Regions from separate parts of the Mus musculus genome. Here region 1 is linked to region 2. A link is a loop called in an ENCODE intact Hi-C map of the cell type or tissue named here. Cell type or tissue: gastrocnemius. All regions are shown on one strand. Links, peaks and the distances in the headings refer to the core of each region. The heading gives the core; the rest is flanking DNA. Region 1 overlaps Ppp2r5c (protein phosphatase 2, regulatory subunit B', gamma). Region 2 overlaps Ppp2r5c (protein phosphatase 2, regulatory subunit B', gamma).

Region 1 (5,371 bases), core at 101-5,100, 98 kb before region 2:
CAGGGTCCTTGTGCCTCCCAGGCGTCACAGGCCGACTCATCTGTGAGCTTATCTGTAACATTTGTTGTCGCTGTTCGTGTCTTGGAACCGCTCCTTACATGACTTCAGAGGGAAGCGTCTGACCCATAGCAGATTGTGTCCACATAACTCCCAGATTAGTGATGTCCCCCTTGTGTGGGAGATGCCTGTCCCTCTGTGCTTGTTCATTGCTGGGTCATATAAAAGCCTCAGTCATTTGAGGTGTGAAGGGTGCTTTGTAATTTAACCTCAGAGGTTGATTATAGTCTCAGGCCTGCTCAGTGAAACATTAGTCCAAGTCATTCCCTTCACTTGGTGTTTGGGGTCTGGAAGATAAAAGTGCCAAATGTTAAATGAAACACAACTTTTTTGTTTGTTTGTTTGTTTTTTAAAGAAACTTATGAAAGTAGAAAATTAATTACGACTTATTTCTTGAGTCTGTTTTCTGTGTTGGGTATGGTGGTGCACACTTGTAGTCCCAGAAGTCTGGAGGGAGAGGCAGGCAGATCTCTATGAGTTTGATTGAGGATAGCCTGAGCTACATAGTGAGACCGTATCTCAAAACAGTAACAACAACAACAACAACAACAACAACAACAAAAACAAAAAACCAAAACCTGGCAAAGCCAGGAGGAGGCCAGTGTGGGCCCTGTCATGAGCCAGAAGCCCTGCAGGCAGGTCGCTGAGTATGGGGTCTCTCTCCTTCCTTGACCTGACTGGCAGGATCCCTCAGTCTGGCTTTTCTGAAGGGGTAATTCCTGCCCTCATCCGTGGAAGCGCTGTGGTCCACCTTCCTTCACAGACTTTACATCCGGCCATCATTAAAAGTTTGCAGCAGACACGTGGCCAAGGAGCGAACCCCGAGTTCCCAAGGCTCCTCTGCCCAGGCTTTTATCTCCTCCCTTCTGATTACCTGTGTGTCCTGTGAGCTGGTGCCAGGCCACAGTGAATTCTTAACTACCATGGGTGACCACAGGTGACCCCTGGCCGACACCATAAGTAATAGCCAGCATTTTGTCAGACAGCTGGACCTGCAGCCAGGCCCTCCCCGTAAAACCTGAACAGCATCTCACAACTCACGTGGTGAGCATGCGTGTGCGTGCGTGCGTGCTTGTGTGCGTGCATGAGTGCGTGCGTGTGTGTATGTACATTATTCCTTGGACATTCACCCTCTGTCCTCTCCTTCCACCTTAAGACCTGGTTCCCAGACAACCTGCTCTCCCCTGTGGTATCCCATGGCCCATCGCTCCTGCTGCCCAGTGTCTCCTGAACTTCCCTGGCTCAGACCTTACTTTACCTCCTCTTAGAGCTGTGGTAAGATGTACACTGTGAGCTCAGCATGTGACCTACACACCACAGGTGTGCCTTCAGCAGCCTACGGGGTCCCGACCTGACCCTCCTGACAGGCCCGTGCATACTGACGTCTCCCCACACTGAATCCCCCTCGCAGAAGCTTTGCCCTGCAGCAGCCCCCAGGCCTCCTGAGCTCTGCTGTCTCTGGGTTTGATGACTAGGGGTCTCCTCCTGCATTGTCCTCCATCTGGTTCCGTTTGCTTCAGCAGGAGGCCCTCAAGGCTCTCCAGCACATGACTCCTTTCTGAGGCTCAGTGATGTCGAATTGCTTATGCTGACACCTCCTTACTCGACAGCTGCGGAGAAAGTGCTCAAACGTGTTACCCCTTACCTCATGCCGGCCATCGCCCCGCTGTCTGTGAGGGCGGGCGGGCCTGTGTCTGTTCTAGATCCAGGAAACACTTGTTGCATTTGCTGGAGGAGGGAAGAGCACTGCAGCTCTGGCCTGTCCACCCCTGTCCTCTCAGGGACTGCTGTGACTGCTGTGGTGCCACCTCTCAGGATACCCAGGGTGCCCAAGATGCCCAGGCATAGGCTCTCTCATGGCTCCCTTCTCCTTGCTCTGCCTCGGGGCTCTTGAAAAGGAGATCAGCAGCTGAGGGTGGAAGCAGACCGTATAAAACAGCTGGTGTGGAAACTCTGAGACGCTTGAATCCTTTCTATAGAGTTCATGGGTTTCCTGTCTTCTCAGAACAAAAAAAGATGTGAGCACCTGCTCTGGTCTGAAAGGCATCCCAGCCCAGCTGCGAGGATTTAAAGTGGGCCCGGGTCTGCGTGCAGGAGCTGGAGTAGGCAAGCTTTGTTAGGTAAGCTTTGTGAGGTAAGCTCTGGTGGCTCTGCTCAGTCACTGGAGACTTGCTCGAATCAACAGGGCCACCCGAGCCTGTCCCTTTGTCCTTGATGCTGGCAACGGACTTTTCCTGGCAGCCTTTGAGCAGAGCTGCGTACTAGGGAGCTTTGATCTGTCTAAGGAAAGTCTATTTTGAACTACAAGTGAAGGCAGAGGTTTTAGGTTAGACTTCTTCCCCAACAGGACCCATAACAGCTACACTCACACAGGTGCCAACACTGGCCAGCCTGATGCCACACACTGCCACTGCAGTACCACAGACTTGCCAGTAAATGCCAGATTGCGGTGGATGAGAAAGGAAAACCAAAGAAAACCTTTGGCTCAATTTAGAAATCAAGATTTGAAGGTTTTGTTCAGAACTACTTTGTAAAATTAAAATCAGTGGGATGTATTTACAGGCAGGTGTTTTGTTTTGTTTGTTTGTTTGTTTTTAGTAGACAACAAAACAGCGACAGAAGAGCAGAGGATGCAGGCTGAGTTCTGGTCTCTTCCGCAGTTGGAAGCGGCCAGAGCCTTCATGGGCCGCTCCAGCTCCCCTGGCACTTGTCCTGTAGGAGGCCTGTCCGTACCAGCCCTGGATAGTGTAGCCATAGCAACTGAGAATCAGTGTAGACAGTTGTAGCACTGGGCGGGTGATGGCTAAGGCACAGGCCACGGCCTCGCCTGCGGTATGGGAGTCTTCTTCACAACCGCGGGTGGTGCTCTGACTGCCGGGATGCAGCAGCATGTCCTCCCTCTTAGTCTTGCACTGCCAGGAAGAGATGTGAGAGTAGTCAAGGCACTCTGACCAGATGGGGGGCTGCCGAGTGCTCAACCTGTTCTTGCCATACACTAACAGAGCACCCTCCAGGCACTATACACTGTCTGAGGGCTCGCCTGCGGGAGGGGGGGGAGCCACGCCCCCAGAGTGGTCAAGCCCAGTGGCCACTCCAGGGTTAGTCTCCACATAGGTTCTATAAGTGGCTCTGCTGTGTCCCCAATCATCACGTGGGGACCTTCCGGTATTCAGTTGGTGGACAGAGGCGTGTTCTGAGGCGAGCAATGGCTGCACCTGCCTTCTGCTGACCTTGTTTGGACTGGGCTTAGTGGCATCCTGCCTGGGTCCTGCACTTTGGTTTGAACTCAGCAAGGGGATCACTATGGCGTATCGGAACTTCTAATAGCATTCTGCTAACCGATGGATCAGTGTCTTGTTCAGCCATCATCAGGGAAGCTTCCTCCTGCAGCAGACAGGCGTGGCTGCAGAGACCTACAGTCATACGTGGCACACACAGGATCACACAGGCATGCTGCTTCATTCCCAGCCAAAGAAGGAAGCTTCGTGGGCCATTGACGGCTCCCTCTTTCCAGTGCCCTCCCCCCTCCCCCTTCAGCTCCGGAGCAAACGACTTTAGCAATGCTGACAATAGTGAGAGCGCTAAAGAGTGGCCAGTGCATCCGTGCCACCCTCAGTGGCCTCCTAGACACTGAGAAGTTGTGTCACCTTTTCCGCTCATATTTCTAATTTTTACACGTGTATGGCTGTATAAACTTCACAACCTTTCTCAGTTCCTTTGACATTAAATTAGTTTACAGTGTCTTAGAATCATAAATAACAGGTCATATTCTCAACGAATAAATTTCTTAGGAATTTCTTATTAAGGAGTTGAGAAACTCCTCACTAAAAACTCTAAGACACCCAGAACAGAGATAGAAGACAGTGCTGAAGAGAGGAGGGTGTCTTAGTTAGGGTTTTATTTCGGAGACACCTCGACCACAGCAACTCTTATAAAGGAAAACATTTCATTGGGGCTGCCTTACAGTTTCAGAGGTTTAGTTCATTATCAATATGTCGGGAAGCATGGTGGCATGCAGGCAGACATGGCGCTGCTGGAGCCAAGAGTTCTGTGTCTTGGCCCGAAGACAGCCAAAGGAAACTGAAATTTCACACTGGGTGGAGCTTGAACATAGGAAATCTCAAAGCTCACTTCAACAGTAATGCACTTCCTCTAGGCCACACCTACTCCAGCAAGGCCACACCCACTCCAACAAGGCCACACCTACTTCAACAGGACCACACCTACTCCAACAAGGCCACACCTCCTAACAGCGCCACTCCCTATGGGACTAGCATTCAAATTCATGAGTCTATGGGAGTCAAACCACCAGAGGAGCAGCCAATGCTCTTGGATTGGAAGCCTAGGGTTGTTAAGGGATCAGTGCCAGCCTAGGGACCTACAGATGCAGGCAGTCCTACCAAGAGGTGAATGGTTTCATCTAGAAACAGAAAAAGTCATCGTAAAATCCACTGGGAAGACCAAGACATTCCAAATCTTGAAAAAGGAAAGGGCTGGCACCTTACGCATCTTGATTTTAAAGCAACAAAGTTACAGTAAACAGGATGACTGTGGGTTTCCATAACAACACCCAAGGCTAAACCAGCATAGAGAGCCAGGAGTAAAGCCAGCTCAGAGCGGGAAAGTACTGGAAACTGGAAGTCCACAAACATAATTACCTCAGAAGGCGTCAAAATCCTAAGTGCTGTCAACCAAAAGTATAAAAAGTCTTTGAAGGAATTGGCAGTGGGGAGTTCATGGTATTAGATTCCAGTGAATTTTTGGACACGTTGTTAAATATTGTAGATAATAAAAGACAAACTAGGTAAACTGTGCTATGTCACCCTTAAAACCTCAGTGTGTGTGAGGGTGCACAGTCGTCAGAATGGGCAGCCTACAGAGGAGAGGGAAATATTTGCAAATGACAAGCCTGATAACAGATTGATATCTTGACCATATGAACTCCTACACATGCACAACAGCGAAACAACTTCATTTAAATATATAGAAGACTCAAGTGGACATTTCTCAGAATATACACTAATGACCCATAGGCCCAAGCATACAGGCTCAGCATCACTAATCATTAATGATGCAAATGAAAACTACCTCGAGATTACACGCAAACCAGTGTTGCTGACGGAAGAGGACGGGGACTTGTGTGCTGTTGGTAGGAACAGCAGATGGTACAAGAACTTTAACAACCATATGGAGGTACCTCACAGAGTTTAGAGTGGATTTACTCCATTCCACGTCAGGGCACCCATCTGAAAGATTCTAGACCACTGAGGTGCACACGTGAAAATGGTTAGTTAGGATGGGGCTGGCACGGTGG
Region 2 (5,371 bases), core at 121-5,120:
AATTTGTGGGCAGCTACCCCAAGGTGGATGTGAAGGAGGGTGACAGCTTCTGCTATGGACAGTCCCCCTTGAGTGTTTTGGCCCAGAGATACAAAGGGCTATAAGCTGGCTATCTAGAGATGAACTCAAGAGGACGTAGAAGTGATCATGGGGCCGGCTAGCAGAGGGTCAGTCCCACAGTCCAGACTGCAGGAGGGTGAGTCCCTTTCTAGCAGCCTACAGGCAGCAGCCCACGGGCTTCATCAGCGGGCAAGCAGGCAAGCGTGTCTCCCACTACGTGGCTTTTTGTAGAAGAGGGACTCAGAGAAGTTCAGTGGGCCAGCAGCCCATGCAGGATGAGGGCCCTGAGTGCAGACCCAGCTCCTAACGGACAGTGACTCCATACTTTGCATTGCAGTATGCAGTGTATAGTCAAGCCAGCGCCGTGAGCATTCCGGTCGCAATGGAGACAGATGGGCCTCAGTTTGAAGATGTGCAGATGCTGAAAAAGACAGTGAGCGACGAGGCTCGTCAGGTAAAAGGTGCATTGAGCACAGCAGGGCAAAGCCCGCTACAGATGTGCTTGACGGGTCCGTCACGTTCCGCTGAGCCATCGGATTGCTAGGAAAGTTCTTAGCAATTAAGTGTGTGCCCGAAGTTTGTTGCTTTACTTATCTTAGCAACAGAAACCCAACTCCTAGCTGTTGTACGTTAGCTTGAGCAAGAGCAAAGCTTTGCAATAGCATCTCACCCTTCACTTTCCCCTTGCAGCCCTCTCGCTCCTGCTGTGATCCACAGACGCTTTCCCTTAGTTCTTCATAGCAGGTGCTATGCCCCGTACCTCCCAGGATACCCAAGGTGGGAAGTTTGGCTTCCTTCAGGGCCCAGGGGCCCAATGGCAGGCCAGGGCTGTGCCAGCAACAGTTCCAATAACACTGCACTCAGTGCAACGGTTGAGAGCATTTATAACCAGAGATCTCTTTCTACCAAATTGAGAAAATACACAGGAAGGTTTAAAGACGGTGATCCGCTGAGCTCCTTGGTGTCCCTCTGGGCATGCTCCCTGTTCCGAGCACGTGTAAGCAACGCCCTGAATGGACCTGGAGATGATGGCCATTCTGACTCGTAGCCTTTAGCCCCCTTTGACCAATGCCAGAGTCCCTAGACATTAGTACTCAGATTCTAGGATGTGGACGGGGATCCCTTATTGCTGCCTTCTGCCCGTGGCGTCCTGTGGAGCTCAGTTAAACACACAGAAGGATTCTCTAATCTATTTGTTTGAATCAGATAACCCATCACCTGACTAAAACAGGACGGAGCATTACCAAGAGCGGGCACTCTAGCCAGCTGAGCCTCCCCCCAGCCACACCTGCAGAATGTCTGCAGAACCAGAACCTTCTGAACTGGGCTGTGGTCCCAGTATAGCACACAGAAGCACTCCAAGGCCTGGAATGAAGAGAGGCTGCATCTCTTCGTAATTGCTGCCGACAGTGCTCTGGACGGCCGTGTCTCGTGTGTAAATAACATAAGCAGGGATGATGGTGGCTGTTTCTTTTCCCCATTGCAGCATGGTTGTCTGATTTGGAGTCCTAGACTGCCTGTCAGAGTGCAGAGCAAGGAAGGCCCAGCCCCTGAACTTGCCATGTTCATCCTCAGGCCCTCCGTTTAAATGGAATGTTGTTTAAATGGATAAATGAGTGCACTAGAAGTGCAATGGAGAAGCTCAGTGGCCACCTACTAACCTACTGACCTACTGACCTACTGACTTACTGTCAGCAATTAGTTGAACTCCACACTTTGCTCCTAATGTTTTTTTCTTTGCAATGACTCGAGCTCATCTGGGCGTGGCTACTCAGGCCTGTAATCCCAGAGCTCCAGAAGCCGCAGCAGGAGAATTGTGAGCTGATGGCCATTCTGGGCCACACAGTGAGACCCTCCTGGAAAAAAGTAAGGAAGAAAGAGGCAGCCAGTGGGAGAGAGGGATAGACAAGAAGGGAAACCCATGTGTTTTCCTGTGTTCTAACCAGGCAGTTTTCCTCCACGATTTCTTTGTGACTTTAACAGGAATTAAGGTCATCTTTTTTTATTCCCCCCTCCCCCGCATTCCTTGACTGAGGGGAAGCCTCCTACCTGCGAATTTGTGACCTTTTACTCAATTTTAAGACACTCGGGCCATAGAAAATTTAGAAGTTGAAGACTTGTGAGGCATTTACCACACACTGAGTATTTGAAGGTTCAAAGGAATTTTTCCTTTGCTGCATCCTTCAGCTTTGGTCACTACTCGCCATAACTTTCGCCCTGTGCTTTACAAGGTCAGCAATTGGAACAAGAACACAAACCAAAGTCACCTTACACCTTTAAAATGCTTCAAAAAGCAGGCTTTGGTGTTGGAGGGCTCTGGAGCCAAGGGGCCTCCCAGCTGTTGTTCACCCACCGTGGGCGACAGGTCCCTTTCTAAGCAGCCTTGGCAGGGTTGCCATGAGAGGCTCCCATGACACATCTGCTCTCTGTCTGTGTGACTCTCGAGATGACATCAGCTGGTTAAAGTTTCTGTAATTGACATTACTAAGTTGTCAGCCGTGCACCTTGAGAGCTCTGTGGCTGGAGCCTGTATGGAGGCAGGAGATGCCTGGCACTGGGAAGTCAGTTCTTCCCAGAGTAACTTATCCATTAGAATCCAGCAGGCTTTTTCTCCCTTAAAGTGGCAAGCCTGGGATATAGCTCAGTTGCTAGAGTGCTTGCCTAGTGTGCGGGAAGACCTGACTATCCCAGCCCAGCATAAGCCCTGCGTGCTGATGCCCTCCTGAAGCCTCAGTGCTGATTTCAGGTGAAGGCAGGAAAACCAAGACGTCAAGGTCATCTCTGCCTATATAGCAAGTTCAGAGGTCACCCCGGGCTCAAAAACCAAGCGATTCTGAAGTTCTATGGAGTGGAGACAGAGCAGGAGGTCCTAAGTTTAAAACCAGCTAGACTACCTAGTAACGATTAGCCTGTTTTTGAAAAAGAAGAAGAAACTAAAATACCTGTCTGAAAAGAAAAGAAGAAGAAGAGGGGGAAACAGAAATGAGTTGCTGAGGAAACACAGAGGACCTAGAATAATTGAAACATCTGAAAAAGATAACACTGCTCAGTGTCCAGTGCCTGTGGGTTAAACCACTGAGCCAGTGCGCAGCTGAGTCTCACTGTCTAGATGGAGGTGTTTCTGAGCTGTAGGCTCATAGGTAATGTCTGAAGTGATAAACTCCTCTTTGCTTGAGAACATTTGGAATTGGGCTCCTGATATTCTTGGTTGTATGACAGCAGAACATACCAAGCCCCAGATGCGGTGGCCCAGGCCTGTGGTCCTGGCATTCTGGAAGCTGAGGCAGGATTGTGCACGTGTAAGGCTAGCCCAGTCTACCCAGCAAGACCCCAGCTCGAAAAGCAAATAAAGCTATAGCTAAAAAACTACGGTCTGGGCTTTGGCGGCGTGAACACTTTCTGTGGCCCTCAGACAGGACAGGACAGGTCAGGACAGATTGGGAGGTCCTGCTGGGACCTGGGGACAAGAGACTAATGCCAAGAAAGGATCTGGGTTGATGCAGCGGGGGAGGGGTAGAGAGATTCAGTAGCATATTTGCCCGTTAGAACCACTGTTTGGATTCCGTTTGTGGAACTTGTGTAACCCTGTATGGAATACCCTCCCCACCCCACCCCCAAAAAGTGTGTGAGTCCCCTGTGACTGACGGTGATAACAGAGCCGTTTGAAACGTTTACACTTTTCATTTTTAACAGTTGGTCGGGAGAAAAGCCATGACAGCCACGCAAGTCAGGAAGGTGTAGAGACGGACTGGGCAGCTCAGGTACTCCTTGGAGAATGCATAGAGTATGCTTACGGCTTTGTATCTACAAAGCGTGCTGGGGTCCCATGGCGAACATGAAGTATTTTCCCTCGTCTCCATGATATCACAGCGTGTGATGGGCAAGACAGCTAAAGTAGTGTTGATCGGTTCAGCCTCCAATTAAGTTCTAAAGTTTGAACTCAGTGCCTTTTCAAGTGAAGGAGGCACGAGCCATTGTGCACCAGACCTTGTCCCCTGTAGGACCTCTGGCACTGGCTGTTTGCACCAGAGCGCCTAGGCTCCTGTGTCTCACACAGCGCTGGCTCAGCCAGCGCTCCCCTGCTCCCTCGCCCACCCACCCCTGCCCACATGCTGCCAGCACAGCCTCTCCCTAAGTCTTACTCATCCTAGACCACCATCTGCATGATGTCTCACTCGTCCTGCCTCCTGTCTCCTTCGTTGCTCCTCTGTGCTTTCTCTTCTCGCTGCCTCCTGCATCTGTCTGCATCTCGCTGCATCTGTCTGCAGGGCTAAGCAGAGAGGCCCCTCATGTGTGTCCAGAATCTCCCATCAGTTCACTTTCCACAGTTTGCCTTCACTGGTCGCAGCTCCAAGGACTTGCCTATAGCCCCTCGGTTAAGGGGTCTTCTTTCTGACACGGCGGTGTCATAGGTCATTATACATTTTGTGTGTTTTAAAACGTTGGTTTGCACCATGACGGACATAAAAATTCAGGGTAGAATTTTACCTGAGTTTCTAATGGGTTCAAGACAAAGCACTTTGAGGGTGCCAGCTGTGGTGGTGCACACCCCAAATCTCAGCACTTGGTAGGCTGAGGCAAGGGGGTGACGAATGTGAAACTACCATGGCCTTCAGTGAATGCACTCTTACAGGTGTGGTGAGCAGTGGCCGCCCGTATGGGGACTGTGAGGTCTGCCATCTCCCACTGGTCTAGGCAGGAAAATGGAAAAGCTTGCCTTTGCCACGTTGACTTTCCAGGTTCCAGTGACAGCTCTGGAAACAGTCCTGGTGTGGTACACTAAGCCCACTGCTGCTGTTCATGATTACAGGCAGACAGACCCACAGACCAAAACTCTGAAACACAGGCTTCCGTGTGTGGCTCGGCAGGTGCTTGAGTTTCCACAAAGCATGCGTAAACCAGACATCTGCACACAGAGCAGCCGTTCACACGGGTTTCTTCTGTGTCACATGATGGGTTTCGAACCATGGGGTTTCTCTAGGTTACACCACAAAGGTTTACTCTGTTGGTTGGAGACGCTGAGTGGAAAGGAAAACCATTGGGGTTAAGCAGTGTAGGTCTGAAAGCCCCGCTGGCCACCAGTGAATGTCTCGTGGCGCATTGCCTGTGGACAGCTAAGGTGTTTTGGTGTTTCCGAGTGCTGGTTCTAGCACGGCAGCCTTCCTGAGAGATGAGTGGGTGCTCAGCCCAGACACCCCTTCCTGGCCACATTCTTTACAGATGTAGTTAGTTAAATCCCCAGGTGTGCTGCCTGGTGTTCATAACCCAGCACCTGGGGGGCTAAGGCCGAAGGACTGCCATGAGGGCAAGG

What was found. A loop is a pair of places that touch in the nucleus more often than their neighbours do. Peaks named below come from ENCODE experiments on the same cell type or tissue, not always from the same donor. Only the 100,000 strongest peaks of a DNase experiment are listed, where the experiment ranks them.
Region 1: a loop joins it to region 2, with 1.8 times the contacts of the local background. A loop is called at or near these places in 7 of 42 quality-filtered maps.

Annotation. Positions count from the first base shown.
Region 1 is chr12:110,476,658-110,482,028 of GRCm38, forward strand. The region is part of intron 3 of Ppp2r5c (protein phosphatase 2, regulatory subunit B', gamma); the gene reads left to right. Gm19605 (predicted gene, 19605) reads right to left here. Exons shown (of 6, transcript NR_168658.1): 3 at 1-344. Among named protein-coding and RNA genes, the nearest start is that of Gm19605, 6.3 kb to the right of the region's middle. In gastrocnemius, for the core only: no CTCF peak of the experiment used is centred there; a DNase peak (open chromatin) is centred at 2,802; H3K4me3 peaks cover 900 bases; H3K27ac peaks cover 1,574 bases.
Region 2 is chr12:110,574,348-110,579,718 of GRCm38, forward strand. It overlaps Ppp2r5c (protein phosphatase 2, regulatory subunit B', gamma), which reads left to right. Exons shown (of 16, transcript NM_001373949.1): 15 at 398-514. Among named protein-coding and RNA genes, the nearest start is that of B930059L03Rik, 14 kb to the right of the region's middle. In gastrocnemius, for the core only: no CTCF peak of the experiment used is centred there; no DNase peak of the experiment used is centred there.